Regions from separate parts of the Homo sapiens genome. Here regions 1 and 3 are each linked to region 2. A link is a contact called in ENCODE Hi-C or POLR2A ChIA-PET data. All regions are on one chromosome and are shown on one strand. Each heading gives the region's core, a stretch centred on a gene start or an enhancer-like site at or near the end of the contact. The rest is flanking DNA. Distances are from core to core; before and after follow the strand shown.

The links. Hi-C counts contacts between places; a loop is a spot of excess contacts on that map. ChIA-PET counts read pairs that join two places held with the same protein, here RNA polymerase II (POLR2A). Pooled maps may share reads with other maps.
Region 1: a loop to region 2 is called in a pooled map, with 12 times the contacts of the local background. The contact joins the promoter of LMAN2 here to the promoter of KIAA1191 in region 2. A Hi-C loop is called at or near these places in 7 of 50 pooled maps.
Region 3: a loop to region 2 is called in a pooled map, with 6 times the contacts of the local background. The contact joins the promoter of NSD1 here to the promoter of KIAA1191 in region 2. A Hi-C loop is called at or near these places in 3 of 50 pooled maps. POLR2A ChIA-PET finds 5 or more read pairs at or near these places in 4 of 52 experiments (CD4-positive, alpha-beta T cell, IMR-90, activated B cell and 1 more).

Annotation. Positions count from the first base shown.
Region 1 is chr5:177,350,344-177,354,438 of GRCh38, reverse strand. It overlaps LMAN2 (lectin, mannose binding 2), which reads left to right and starts at 2,771. Exons shown (of 8, transcript NM_006816.3): 1 at 2,771-2,987; 2 at 3,148-3,266. The coding sequence starts at 2,792. RefSeq lists enhancers at 2,581-2,630, 2,641-2,830 and a silencer at 2,472-2,686.
Region 2 is chr5:176,359,880-176,363,991 of GRCh38, reverse strand. It overlaps KIAA1191, which reads left to right and starts at 2,228. Exons shown (of 9, transcript NM_020444.5): 1 at 2,228-2,390; 2 at 4,074-4,112. RefSeq lists an enhancer at 2,153-2,472.
Region 3 is chr5:177,130,912-177,135,044 of GRCh38, reverse strand. NSD1 (nuclear receptor binding SET domain protein 1) reads right to left here and starts at 1,272. Exons shown (of 23, transcript NM_022455.5): 1 at 1,093-1,272. RefSeq lists enhancers at 70-623, 624-1,175, 1,176-1,729, 1,943-2,237, 1,730-2,281 and 1 more and silencers at 637-936, 997-1,156, 1,237-1,906.

The DNA of each region.
Region 1 (4,095 bases), core at 1,522-4,021, 990 kb before region 2:
ATTCATTCTTTCACCAGTTACTTATTAATCACCTCCTATGTGACAAGCACTATTCTAGATGCCAGGGATTCAGTAGTGACCATAGCTGACAAAAATCCCAGCCCCATGAAGGTCCCATGGAATGTGCATGTTTTTGTTTGTATGGGTGCAGATAAATCTCTGGAAGGGGACACTCCTTGCGAGGGGAGTGGCAGAAGACTTTTGTTGTGTCTTTTCTTTTCTTTTCTTTTCTTTTTTTGAGATGGAGTTTCACTCTTGTTGCCCAGGCTGGAGTGCAATGGCACAATTTTGGCTCACTGCAACCTCCGCTTCCTGGGTTCGAGTGATTCTCCTGCCTCAGCCTCCTGAGTAGCTGGGATTATAGGTACCCGCCACCATGGCCGGCTAATTTTTTGTATTTTTAGTAGAAACAGGGTTTCACAATGTTGGCCAGGGTAGTCTCGAACTCCTGACCTCAAGTGATCCACCTGCCTTGGCCTCCCAAAGTGCTGGGATTACAGGTGTGAGCCACCATGCCTGGCTTGTTGTGTCTTGTATGTCTGTTCTCTCTCTGTTTCCATACACACCACAAGAATGTGTGACTTTTTTGAGACAGAGTCTCACTCTGTCACTCAGGCTGGAGTGCAGTGGCAAGATCTTGGCTCACTGCAACCTCCACCTCCCAGGTGCAAGTGATGCTCGTGCCTCAGCCTCCTGAGTAGCTGGGATTACAAGTGTGCACCACCACACCCAGCTAATTTTTTGTAGAGACAGGGTTTCGCTATGTTGGCCAGGCTGGTCTCGAACTCCTAGCCTCAAGTGATCCACCCACCTCGGCCTCCCAAACTACTGGGATTACAGGTGTGAGCCACCGTGCCTGACCAGAATGTGTGACTTTAATAATAAAAAAGCGAACGAAAAATATATGACCAAGAAAAGATTCAGCACTCAATCCTGAATAAGTCCATTCATTCAAGAGGGCAGTTTCTAAAAGGAGCAAGCAACCAACATCCCTCCCTGTGATCTACAACAGGAGTCATTGATTCAAATGTCTGGAGGAGCCAGGCAAGTGCTGTAAACGAGTGACCAGGTGGGGACCAGCTTAGAAGAGGAAGGCATTGGTGGAGGGGCAGTCCCATTCAGCTCCAGCCTATTGTTCTGTTGTGGGAATGTGTGCCTAGATCTTTTGCTGCTGCTTCTTTTTTTTTTTTTTTGGGTAAAAAAACGGAAGTCTGGATTTCTTTTCTTCTTCTTCTTCTTCTTTTTTTTTTTTTTTGTAGAGACAGAGTCTTGCTCTGTCGCCCCGGCTGGAATGCAATGGCGTGATCTCTGCTCACTGCAACCTCTGCCTCCTGGGTTCAAGCAATTCTCCTGCCTCAGCCTCCCGAGTAGCTGGGACTACAGGTGTCCGCCACCACGCCGTTAATTTCTTTTGTATTTTAGTAGAGACGGGGTTTCACCGTGTTGCCCAGGCTGGTCTGAAACTCCTGAGCTCAGGTAATCTGCTCGCCTCTGCCTCCCAAAGTGCTAGGATTACAGGCCTCAGCCACTGAGCTCAGCCGGAAGTCTGGATTTCTGATGTGAATGTACATATTCCGACTTTGTGTGTGTGTGTGTGTGTGTGTGTGTGTGTGTGTGTGTGTGTGACAGAGTCTCGCTCTGTCGCCCAGGCTGGAGTGCAGTGACGCGATTTCGGCTCACTGCAAGCTCTGCCTCCTGGGTTCAAGCCATTCTCCTGGCTCAGCCTCCCGAGTAGCTGGGACTACAGACACCTGCCACCACGCCCGGCTAATTTTTTGTATTTTTTAGTAGAGACGGGGTTTCACCGTGCTAGCCAGGATGGTCTCGATCTCCCGATCTCGTGATCCGCCGGCCTCAGCCTCCCAAAGTGCTGGGATTACAGGCGTGAGCCACCACGCCCAGCCTCTATATTCTGACTTTAAAATACTGGTAGTTAAGCCATTTATTAGAATATTGGCAGGTAAAACAGAGCTCTATTCAGCTGCAGGCCACCAGTTTTCGACCTCTGATTCACAGCTTTCCTGGGCCTTCCATGGACGTTACTTGCTGTACCAGGCACTGCGCTCTTTTGCATAGGGATGAGTTCCAGTCATCACTGGGGTCCCAGGCCAGGATCTGTGTCTGTTCCTCTTGCTTCAACCCGACTAGGCCTGAGGAGTTGAGGGTAGTGGAGGCCCTCAAATAATTGGGAATTCTGAGTCTCCAAAGGCGCGAAGCTGGGGCGCCTGACGGCAGGCACGGCTTAAAGGCTTGCCCAGGGCCACCCGGGGAGGACAAGGGTTGGAATGCAGGACTCCGCCTTCAATTCAGAGCTCCTTTCTCCAGGACTAGAAAAGGTTATTCCAGAGACGGGACTTGCGGCCAGAAGCCCAAGACGTCCTAGTCTTCGCGAATCCGCCCCATTAGAGCGACCGACAAAAACTACAAATTCCAGCATGCCCCGAGTCGCGGACGGCCCTCGCGCTCCCGCCGGCTCCAACCATCCCTCTGCTCCTCATTGGCTCGCAAGCCTAACGTGCTGTTCCGTGACTGGTTACAGCTCTTGTCGCTCGAAAGAACCCATTGCTGGGGCTGGCCGGCGTGTGCCTTGGAGCCTCTAAGGAGATGAAACTGCACTCAACCAGGATGAGAGGCTGCCCGGCCAATGCAGCTGCCGCCCCGTCTGCTGCGGAGGCTTTGCTTTTTGACTCCCTGGCGACAGTAAAGTTGAAGAGCTTCCGGCCGGAGGCCAATAGATGGGACCCCCGGAAGGCGGAAGTTCTAGGGCGGAAGTGGCCGAGAGGAGAGGAGAATGGCGGCGGAAGGCTGGATTTGGCGTTGGGGCTGGGGCCGGCGGTGCCTGGGAAGGCCTGGGCTTCTCGGCCCCGGCCCTGGCCCCACTACACCTCTCTTTCTTCTTTTGTTGTTGGGGTCTGTGACTGCGGATATAACTGACGGCAACAGTGAACATCTCAAGCGGGAGCATTCGCTCATTAAGCCCTACCAAGGTGAAGCCCTTGGGGCGGGAATGAGTGAAGAGTGAGGGCGAGGCTGAACAGGGCTAGGGGAAGGCGTGCCCTTTCTCCTGAGCAGAGCATCTCTGTGGGTTTCCTGCCTCTGGTGAGGCCAGTCCTGGCGTGGCCTCTTAGCACCTGTCTCTTCCCACAGGGGTCGGTTCCAGCTCTATGCCCCTCTGGGACTTCCAGGGCAGCACTATGCTCACGAGCCAGTACGTACGTCTGACCCCTGACGAGCGCAGCAAAGAGGGCTCTATCTGGAACCACCAGGTGAGTGGTTCTCAAGAGGATAGGCGTACTGTGCGGTTGGCTGCTAGTCCCTGCCTCCCGAGCAGCTGAGACCCCAGCTTCGTTTATAGGTTTGCACCTCCGTCCCTGGCCTTTTCCTCATCTCGGTCACACCCACCAATAATAAGAGGCGATGGGTATTGGGTACTTACTATGTGTCAGGAGCTGCGCTTGACACTTTACATCCTCCTCACTTTAAAAGCCATGCGAGATGAGTAATGTTATCTCCATTTTACCCACTGAGAAGCTAAGACTCAGGTTTGAAAGGGCCTTACCCAAAGTTACATAGCCAGAAAGTAGTGGAACTGTCAGGCTGTCTGCCTTGAACCCCCTCAGTAATGGGAAGAACCGAGCGAACTGGATCTTTATTGGGTGTTTTGCTGTGTATTAGGCACTGACCTTGCCATGCCTTATTGCATTTAATTTTCAAACAAGCTGTTTGAAATAGATGGCTTTCATGACTATACAAAGATAACCCAGCTAGCAAATGTCATAAACAGTATTTAAACTCTGATTTGTCTGATCTCTAAGCCCAGCAGTTCACTCGATGTACTTGACTCTTTTCACCTGGACAGTGGAGGAACCCCTTAGAACCCTTTTTGCAATGCTTGGTTGAGGGTCTTGTCATCAGTAGTGTGGAGGGACTGGACCTGTGGGCAGTTCTAGTGTCTGTGACCTTTGCCTCAGAGTATGTAGTATGTAGTATGTGAGCAGTGGCCAATGACAGCTGCTACACAGAATCCACACTGAGGCAGTCAAGGTGAGGAAAAAGGGGAAAGAAGAATAATTTGGGGCTGGGTTACAGCTTGGA
Region 2 (4,112 bases), core at 979-3,478:
CGGGCGTGGTGGCAGGCGCCTGTAGTCCCAGCTACTTGGTAGACTGAGGCAGGAGAATCGCTTGAAACTGGGAGGCAGAGGTTACTGTGAGCCGAGATTGCGCCACTGCATTCCAGCCTGGGCAACAGAGCGAGACCTTGTCTCAAAAAAAAAAAAAAAAAAAATGTTTACAGTCTATTATTTGTGGAAAAGAAATAGGTGCTCTCACATAGGTGCTATGCACCAAGACCATGACAGCTTCAGACATTGGTACCACAAATATCAGGGATAAAGTTTTTTTTTTTTTTGAGATGGAGTCTCACTCTGTAGCCCAGGCTGGAGTGCAGTAGTGTGATCTCAGGCCTCCCAAAGTGCTGGGATTACAGGCATGAGCCACCACACCCAGCCAGAAATAAATTTTTCAAAAGAATCAATGCCGGAAGAAATAAGATGTAGCTAAAACATCACTATCTGGGAGGAGAGGAGCATATATATGTAGTCAAAGGGAAAGGGGGACAAATCAGAAGGAATAGGGGCTGGGACCCAGAGCCAGGGGTACAGAGGAATCGCGAACTAAAAGGAGGTGAAGAGTTGAGACAATATAAAGGGAAAGAGGTAGCCCTGCTGGGCCCTGAGAGCCACAGGCGGTCTCTCAACCCATGTACCCTACAGCCAGCCGTACATGGCGTCACCCCTCTGGAGAGCCAAAAGAACCCGACTGCTGTACTCAGGTCGTTTCTCCTGTTCTTCCTCCTCGTGCTACACACGTGGAAGCCTTGGCAGTCACTGGGGGTACCTAGGACAAGGCAGACTGCAGCCTCCGTCTCCCAGGTTCAAGAGATTCTCCTGCCTCAGTCTCCAGAATAGCTGGGATTACAGGCACCTGTCACTACGCCTGGCTGATTTTTGTATTTTAGTAGAGACGGGGTTTCGCCGTGTTGGCCAGGATGGTCTCGAACGCCTCAGCCTCTGAAAGTGTTGGGATTACAGGCCTGAACCACCGTGCCCAGCCAGAAAAAGTTGTTTTAATCAAATAGTAACTTCCAGGAAAGTCTTAAGTTTTCATGTATTTGTGGCTAAGAAATAAATGAGATGATCCCACCTTATGATCTACATAAGGGTGCAAAGTGCTATTTCTTCCTTTTCTGACTGAGAGGTGATATACATCCCTTCCTGTGGTGGATAAAGAGCAAGGTGCCAGCTTTGCTTCCACAGAGGTTAAAAAATATGGCATATTTTAAAAGCTCCAAATTAACAAAGGAACACCTTTAACACACACACGCACGCACACATATACACACAATTATACTGCAATGTAATTGTGCTGTTGATAAGCTAATTATAGAATTCATCAAAGACTTTAATTCTTAGTGCACTCAAGCACCCTGGTCTGGAAACAGCGCTTAAGTTTCAAGTCGCATGAGCAAGGCCTCTCAGTTCTGCCAGTACGGCTGGAAGCCTCAAATGCTGAAATCTAAATGTGACATTCACCCTGCACCACCAATCATAGCTCTCCTGAGATGAGTTTTGATGGCGAGCTTTGGACTGGGGTAGAAACGTGGATAGATTTTTGCAAATTCTGCTGTAACTTCGTTGCTTCGCCTTCTTTGTGAACCCTTCAGGGATAAGAGAAGTCTTCCTTCAGGATGTGACTGACACCTCAGCTGGCGCCTCTAAGCCTCACTCTCCTTTATGTAAAAGAGAAATGATATTAGGATCGCCTTCCCTAGGGGAGGCAGGTGAGGTCGGTTCCCTTTTTTGGTTCAGCTACTAGTACGAACCCTGCCTAACCCCGCTGTTTTGGGAGACAGTCCGTGCTCACTGCACCGCTTGCTAATCGAAGTGACTTCTCATCTCTCCCAGTCTCAGCTTCACCTCCGTGAAGTGGGAAAAACAGGATGACAAGTGCTCGCACTTGGCAGCCCTTTTTGAGCCTTGAGGGCTTGGGTTTGTGGGTGTCATTTTACTATGCTACCTCCGTCTTCCCTTAGCTTGTCACGGACCCAGGCACAGCACACGCGCTGAGGAAGTGGTGGTGAAGTGTGGCGTTTCCTCTCGGGGCTGGCGGATTCCACACTCGGAGCTGCGGCTCCACAACTCGCTGGGCGGCGAAGGGCATGGGGAGGGGGCGGGTCTCGCGATCGTGGACAACAACTCCCAGCATGCCCTGTGCTCCGCTGGGCCAAGTCTCGCGCGAGATCCCGCGGTCTCCGGAGGCTTTATCTGCAGTGCTGCCTGCCCGCTGGGTGGTACTGCTACCTAGTGGGTCTTGGGGACCTTCGAAATCGCCGCCGCTCTCACAATGGCTTGGGTCCAGACTGCGCCACAGCCTCTCGGGAGACGTGGGCCCTCGGAACCTTTTTAGTGCCGGACTCCGGGCCGCAGGCAGTCCCGCGGCAGCAGGATCACAGGTGAACAGATGGCGGGCCTGGGCCCTCCCTTGGGGCTGCGTTCTCTGGCGATCAGGAGGGGCGCTTCCGGCGAGGCCCGATCTCGGGGCCCCTCCAAGCCACTCCCCTCTCCCCGCACCTCTTAACCCTTCATCCCGGCTTCGAGCTCGGCTGGGTCGCCTCTTGCCTCCCTGGCTCCGCTCTCTGGGGTCTCCGTAATGGGGCTTCTCTCCGGGAATGCCCTGCAGCTCCCGTACGGGCTTCCCCTCCGCTTCGTGGGACCAGCCCAGCCCGAGCCCCCGCGGCTTGTCCTCAACCTCATCTCCCCACACCCCGCCTTCGGCTAGGGTCCTGGCCCTAATCTTAGCCTGGAGGGGTGGGTGAAGCAGCCGGCCTTTCGTATCCTGGCGGCACCGTCTTGTATATTGTGAAGGAGAGGCAGAGGGACGGTGAGCTGGGGGGTGGGGGCACAGGGAAAGGGAAAGGGGAAGGGGACGTGTCTGGGGCGGGAATGCTCCCTGGACTGGGAGGATGGCTGAATTCGGCCTTTGCGATGCTCGTTAGTGAAGAACTATCAATAACTTGTTTGCTCTGTCTGAGTCCTATCGGGATAGAGGGACGGTGTAGCAAGCTGAAAAACAAGAGTAACTTTCTCAGGCCCTCGTTTTAACTCCCCTGTAAACTGGGCATGAAACTACCTACCTTGCGCACGGACCACTTATCTGTGACCGTGGACAAATTTACTTAACTCCTCTGATTTTTAGTTTCCTTCTCTTTATTATTATTTTTAACATTTTTTTAATTTTTTTAATTTTTATTTTTGAGACCGAGTCTCACTCCGTCGCCCAGGCTGGAGTACAGTGGCTCGATCTCGGCTCACTGCAACCTCCGCCTCCCGGGTTCAAGCTATTCTCCTGCCTCAGCCTCCCGAGTAGCTGGGATTACAGGCGCCCGCCACCATGCCCGGCTAATTTTTGTATTTTTAGTAGAGATGGGGTTTCACCATGTTGGCCAGGCTAGTCTCGAACTCCTGACCTCAAGTGATCTGCCCGCCTGGGTCTCGCAAAATGCTGGGATTACAGGCGTGAGCCACCGCACCCGGCCAGTTTCCTTCTCTTTAAATTTGGGATAGCCTTTCTGTAAGAGATAGCTTAAAAAAAAAACTGGGGTCGGGCGCGGTGGCTCACGCTTGTAATCCTAGCACTTTGGGAGGCCGAGGTGGGCGGATCGCAAGGTCAGGAGATCAAGACCATCCTGGCTAGTGCGGTGAAACCCCATCTCTACTAAAAATACAAAAAATTAGCCAGGCGTGGTGGCAGACGCCTGTAGTCCCAGCTACTTGGGAGGCTAAGGCAGGAGAATGGCGTGAACCCGGGAGGTGGAGCTTGCAGTGAGCCAAGATCGCGCCACTGCACTCCAGCCTGGGCGACAGAGTGAGACTCCGTCTCAAAAAAAAAAAAAAAAAAAAATTGGGATTGGGATAAATAATATCTGCTTTGCCATCTTGCTGCAAGGATTAAAAGACAAGATAAACGCTGTAAATAGTTTATAGTGTTAGCTATAAAGAACAAATTTCCCTACTGTAGTATCTAGCCGCTTGCTGTGAGTTAAGAAAATGAAATGAGCAAGGTTGTTGTGGGGAATAAACAAGTGTTTGGCAGACTCTGACGGGCTGTTCCAATGCTGGCTGTTTGTTGTTATTAGAACCTCTGGATGGACTCTTCCTGGGAAGCTTTGCTACTT
Region 3 (4,133 bases), core at 23-2,522, 770 kb before region 2:
ATCTGACTCGACTCTTTAAAATGGCAGCCACTTCAAGGCCTAGTGGCCTCTATGCCTTTCTGCTGCACTTCCATGGGCAGAAAAAGTTCCCCCGACTGGAGATGAAAAAATGGCCTCGATGAGCCTCTGAAAACTCCATTTTCCCGAAGCTGGGCCGATCCTGCTACATAGAAACAGCCCGTCTCTTTTTCCTCCTCTGTAGACTGGTGGACACTTGGGATGAACTAAAATTAAAACCCCTCTGCCCGTCAAAATTCCCAATTCTCAAACAGGACTAGTCCTCCCCCTCCCTCGCCAGGGGTCGAGCAGCTGGATCTCTCAAAAGCAAAAGGCTGCGGGGTCCGAGGGGGGCTCCTGGACCCTGCACAAAAAGGTACCCCCCCCTTCCTGGCTCGCTAGGGCGCAGCGGTCACAATAGCGCTGCACCCTGCGCCCAGCCAGCGCCGGAGCCTTTGCAGCGGCGGTGCGCAGGCCGCAGGCGAGCCGGCCGAGGCGGCTGCACCCCAGAGCTCGCCTTCCTGAATGCAGGCCTGCTGGATCCGCAGCTGCAGGGCGAAGAGGCCTGGACCCGGCAGAGGGAGAAACCGAGGCGGCCAGCGAAGCCCAGTCAGGGTAGCAGCAGCTGCTACAGCTCGAAAAACATGGCTGCTGCCGACGCCGCCGCCGCCTGCCCGGGCCGCGCTCCTTCCCGCAGCCGCGGCAGCACCTCCCAGCCGAGCCGATCGCTCTCATCAATATTCAGCAGCAAGCAAAGTTTGCTGCGGGAGGGCAGCCGGCCCCGCGCCCCGCAGCCTGCTACCTGAGGGGAGGCGGAGGCCGAGGTGTTCGCAGGCGGCCGGCGGGGCACGGGCCGCGCCGGGAGGAAGTTCGCGGCAGCCCGGCCAGCTAGGCCTGAGCCCGGCTGGTAGTGATGGAGGAGGGGGAGGGGGAGGAGGCCGGCGGCTGCAGCGCCGCCGGCCACCAACCCCGCATCGCGCCTGGCCCTCCCCCGAGCCCCTCACCTTACGGCCACCACCATCTTCCCCGCCCGGCCACCCTCCTCCCTCCCTTCTCCTCGCGCCTGCCCGCCGCCCACCCCAGCGCACTAGTTACCGTGCCCCGCGCCCCCTCCCGGGCCAGCTGGGGGGAGGGGGTGACCCTCATTACACTGGGGTGCGAGCGGAGCGGTGGGGAGAGAGCGGGGCCGCTCGCCGCACCCCCCTCCCCCCGCGTCTCTCTTCAGGGGAGAAGGCAGCGAGCGCGACCTGCCCCGGCCTATTCCGCCGCCGCCTCCTCCTCCTCACACCCCCACCGCGCGCGCCCCCGCGGCCGCGCGTGCGACCGAGCGCCTCGCGCCGGCCCGCGTGCGGCTGGGCCCCGAGTGCGCGCGCACCCCTTCCCCCACCGAGCGCGCGCGTTCCCTTCTCTCACTCTTCGGGGTTCAGGGCGGGTGAAGTCGGGCTTGTGAGAGCGCCGCCCAATCAGCGGAGCTGCCGCTGCCGCCCCCTCCCCTCCCCCTGCGCGCCCGCTCGCGGCCGGGGCCTACGGGCCGGCCCGGCTGCCCGGGCGGGGCCTGAGGCGGGCTCCCCAGGGGCCTCGCGCGCCTCCTTGGAGTGTCGGGGCCTGCGGGCGTCGTGGGTGGCATTCCGATCCCCTCACCTACCTCGGGGCACGGCGCTGGCCTCGGGCCGCACACGGCTCCCGCACCCTACGCGTCTCGAACCCCAACCCAGGCGGCACCTGGCGCGGCTGAGGCCTGTCCGATCGTCCCGCCAGCCCTGCTCGGGCCCGCGTCAGTCCCGGCCTCCATCTTAGGTTACAGCCCAGGCTCCCCATCCACTGGGCACCTGCCCTCAGCCCGCTGGGTTCGGCCCGAGGCCAAGGCAACCCCCCTCCTGCCGCAGGGCTCACCTGGGGGCTTGGGCTGGGGTCTTCGAGGCCTCAGGCCCCGAGCAGACGCGGCCGCAGGCGAACCCCCTACCCGGCCGCACCCCAAACCCACACCACCACCACCACCACCACCACAGACCAAGCTGAGCAGGAAACAAAATGGAGGCAGCAGCTCGGGTCTGCCTCCCTGAGCCAAGCCTGTGCAGCCCCAGGGCTCCCTCCTGTCTCAGGCTCGACGCCCGCGAGGCAGAGGCTGGATCGTCCCGGGTGCCGCGGGCAGCCGCCCTACAGCAGCGCAGACGGGCCGGGGACTCGGCCCTGCGGTGCCCACAGCCCCTCACCCACCACCCCTTCCCTTCCCCCTCCCCCCATCCCTCTCCCTCCCCTTGCCGGGCCGTGCGGGGTGAGCGGCTCTGGGGAGCCGGGTCGGGTTACCCGCCCCGGCACTGCTCGCCCGGCCGTGGCCTCCGCGGGGGAACGAAGCCAGGCGACCCCAGCGCTGAGCCCACCCCCGGCACCGAGCCGGGCTGCAGCCTGACAGCGCGTCCGCACCTCGGCCTGCAGCCGTGCGGCCCCCGCCCAGGGAGGCCGAGTCCCCAGCCCGGGCCCAGCCGGGACGAAGCTCCCTCACCACCCCCGAGCCCAGGGGTCCTCGCAGCCTCGGGCGGGGCGAGGGGAACGCCGGGGGAGGGGGTCCTCTAGTCCCTGCACCGCCTCCCGCGCCTAGTCAAGGTCTGGGCCTGGCACGGGGGCTCGGGCAGCGGGCGCCGGCCGGCGTGGGTATGTGCGTGCGCGCCGGGCTGGGGGCCGGGACGGGACGGGCCGCGCCTCGCACCGCGGACGCTGCAGTTCTCGGCACCCAGGCAGATGGCCCTCTCGTGCCACCGCCGCCCAGAGCGGGCCGCCTGCTCCGCAGCCCGGTTCCCCGGGGAGTGCGCGCCTCGCCCCTGAGGGCCGGGCATCTGGACCCCAGCGGAGCTGCGCCGGGACACGGGACCGCCCGGCTGGCCGGGACAAGCCCGCTGGCGCAGCCCTCGGCCTGGGGCCTCACGGCCTGCATCCTGCACCGGGCCCGCAGCACCGAATCTAGCACGACCGCGTGGCGTCCAATCCCCCAAGACAGCGGAAGGGCGGGACAGGGAGCCCAAGCTGGGCCTGAACTTGCGACTCCAGCCCCTCGGGCCCTTCCCCCAGCCCGGACTCCGTCGCCCCCTGGGCTTGATCCCCACCAAGAAGCTCACCTCAGGAGTTACCTGGTCCCTAGGGCGCTAAGCGCCTTCTCGCTGTTCAGAGAAAGCCGGATCCGGCCGCCATAAAAATTCCGCCTCCTCCAGAAAGCCTTCTGTGATTAGATTTGGAGTTAACTCCATCTCAAGCTGAGGGCACCGCCCTCGAGGGCCACGTGACTACTATTCTTCCCATGGCTTAGTAAATGTGCATAGTTATTGCCCCAGTGGACTGTTTACTCACTGCCTTCTGTTAACTTTGAGCCCACCTGGGAGAAAGGCCATTTTTGGCGTTGCCCTGTGTGACATTAGTGCTGGCCAGCTAAACTCCATCCTTCCCCTGCCTTCAGCCAGCGACTGGCCCAGCAGGCGTGGAGCTCGAGATGCTCTTACCCTTTTGCTCTCCAAGGCCCACAGTCCAGTGATGGAGGCTCCCAAGTCAACAGGCCCTTAGCACATGTCTGCAAGTGCCGGATGCAGACCCTGCCAAGACAGCAAGTGGGCTTTGTTAGAGGGAAAGTGCCCACTGGAACGGGACTGATGAGAGGGCTGTGACCTCAGGGAGGCTCCTTCTGTTGAAGAGTCTGAGGTACCCTGAAGATTCTCAGGTGCAAAGTCAGGTTGGTAGTTGTCTATGTGTTGGGACCAACCAGAGAAAAGTCGAGTCTATACCTACAAGGGCCAGCTCTTTGTTCTGCTAGGGTCACTCACCCTGCTAATCCCATCTGGGCAATTCGACTCAACAGGCAAGCTCTGACTGGTTCCTTCTTCACACCTAATAATTTGAGCCAATCATTTTGACTGACAGTTACTCCTCTGCCAATTGCCCCAATTCATCAATGCTCCTCCCAGTCCTTTACTTTGCCACTAACCATCCTGAGGGCCTGAGACCTGCCTTGAACTAGTCACTTAACAGTCCTGAGCCTCAGTTTCCCCATCTGCAACTTCCAATGCACAGCACTGGCTGCGAAGATTCTGTAAGGTAAAGGTCTAAGTGTTAGCAGCCTACACTCAGACTTAGTTATAGGCTGAGCACTT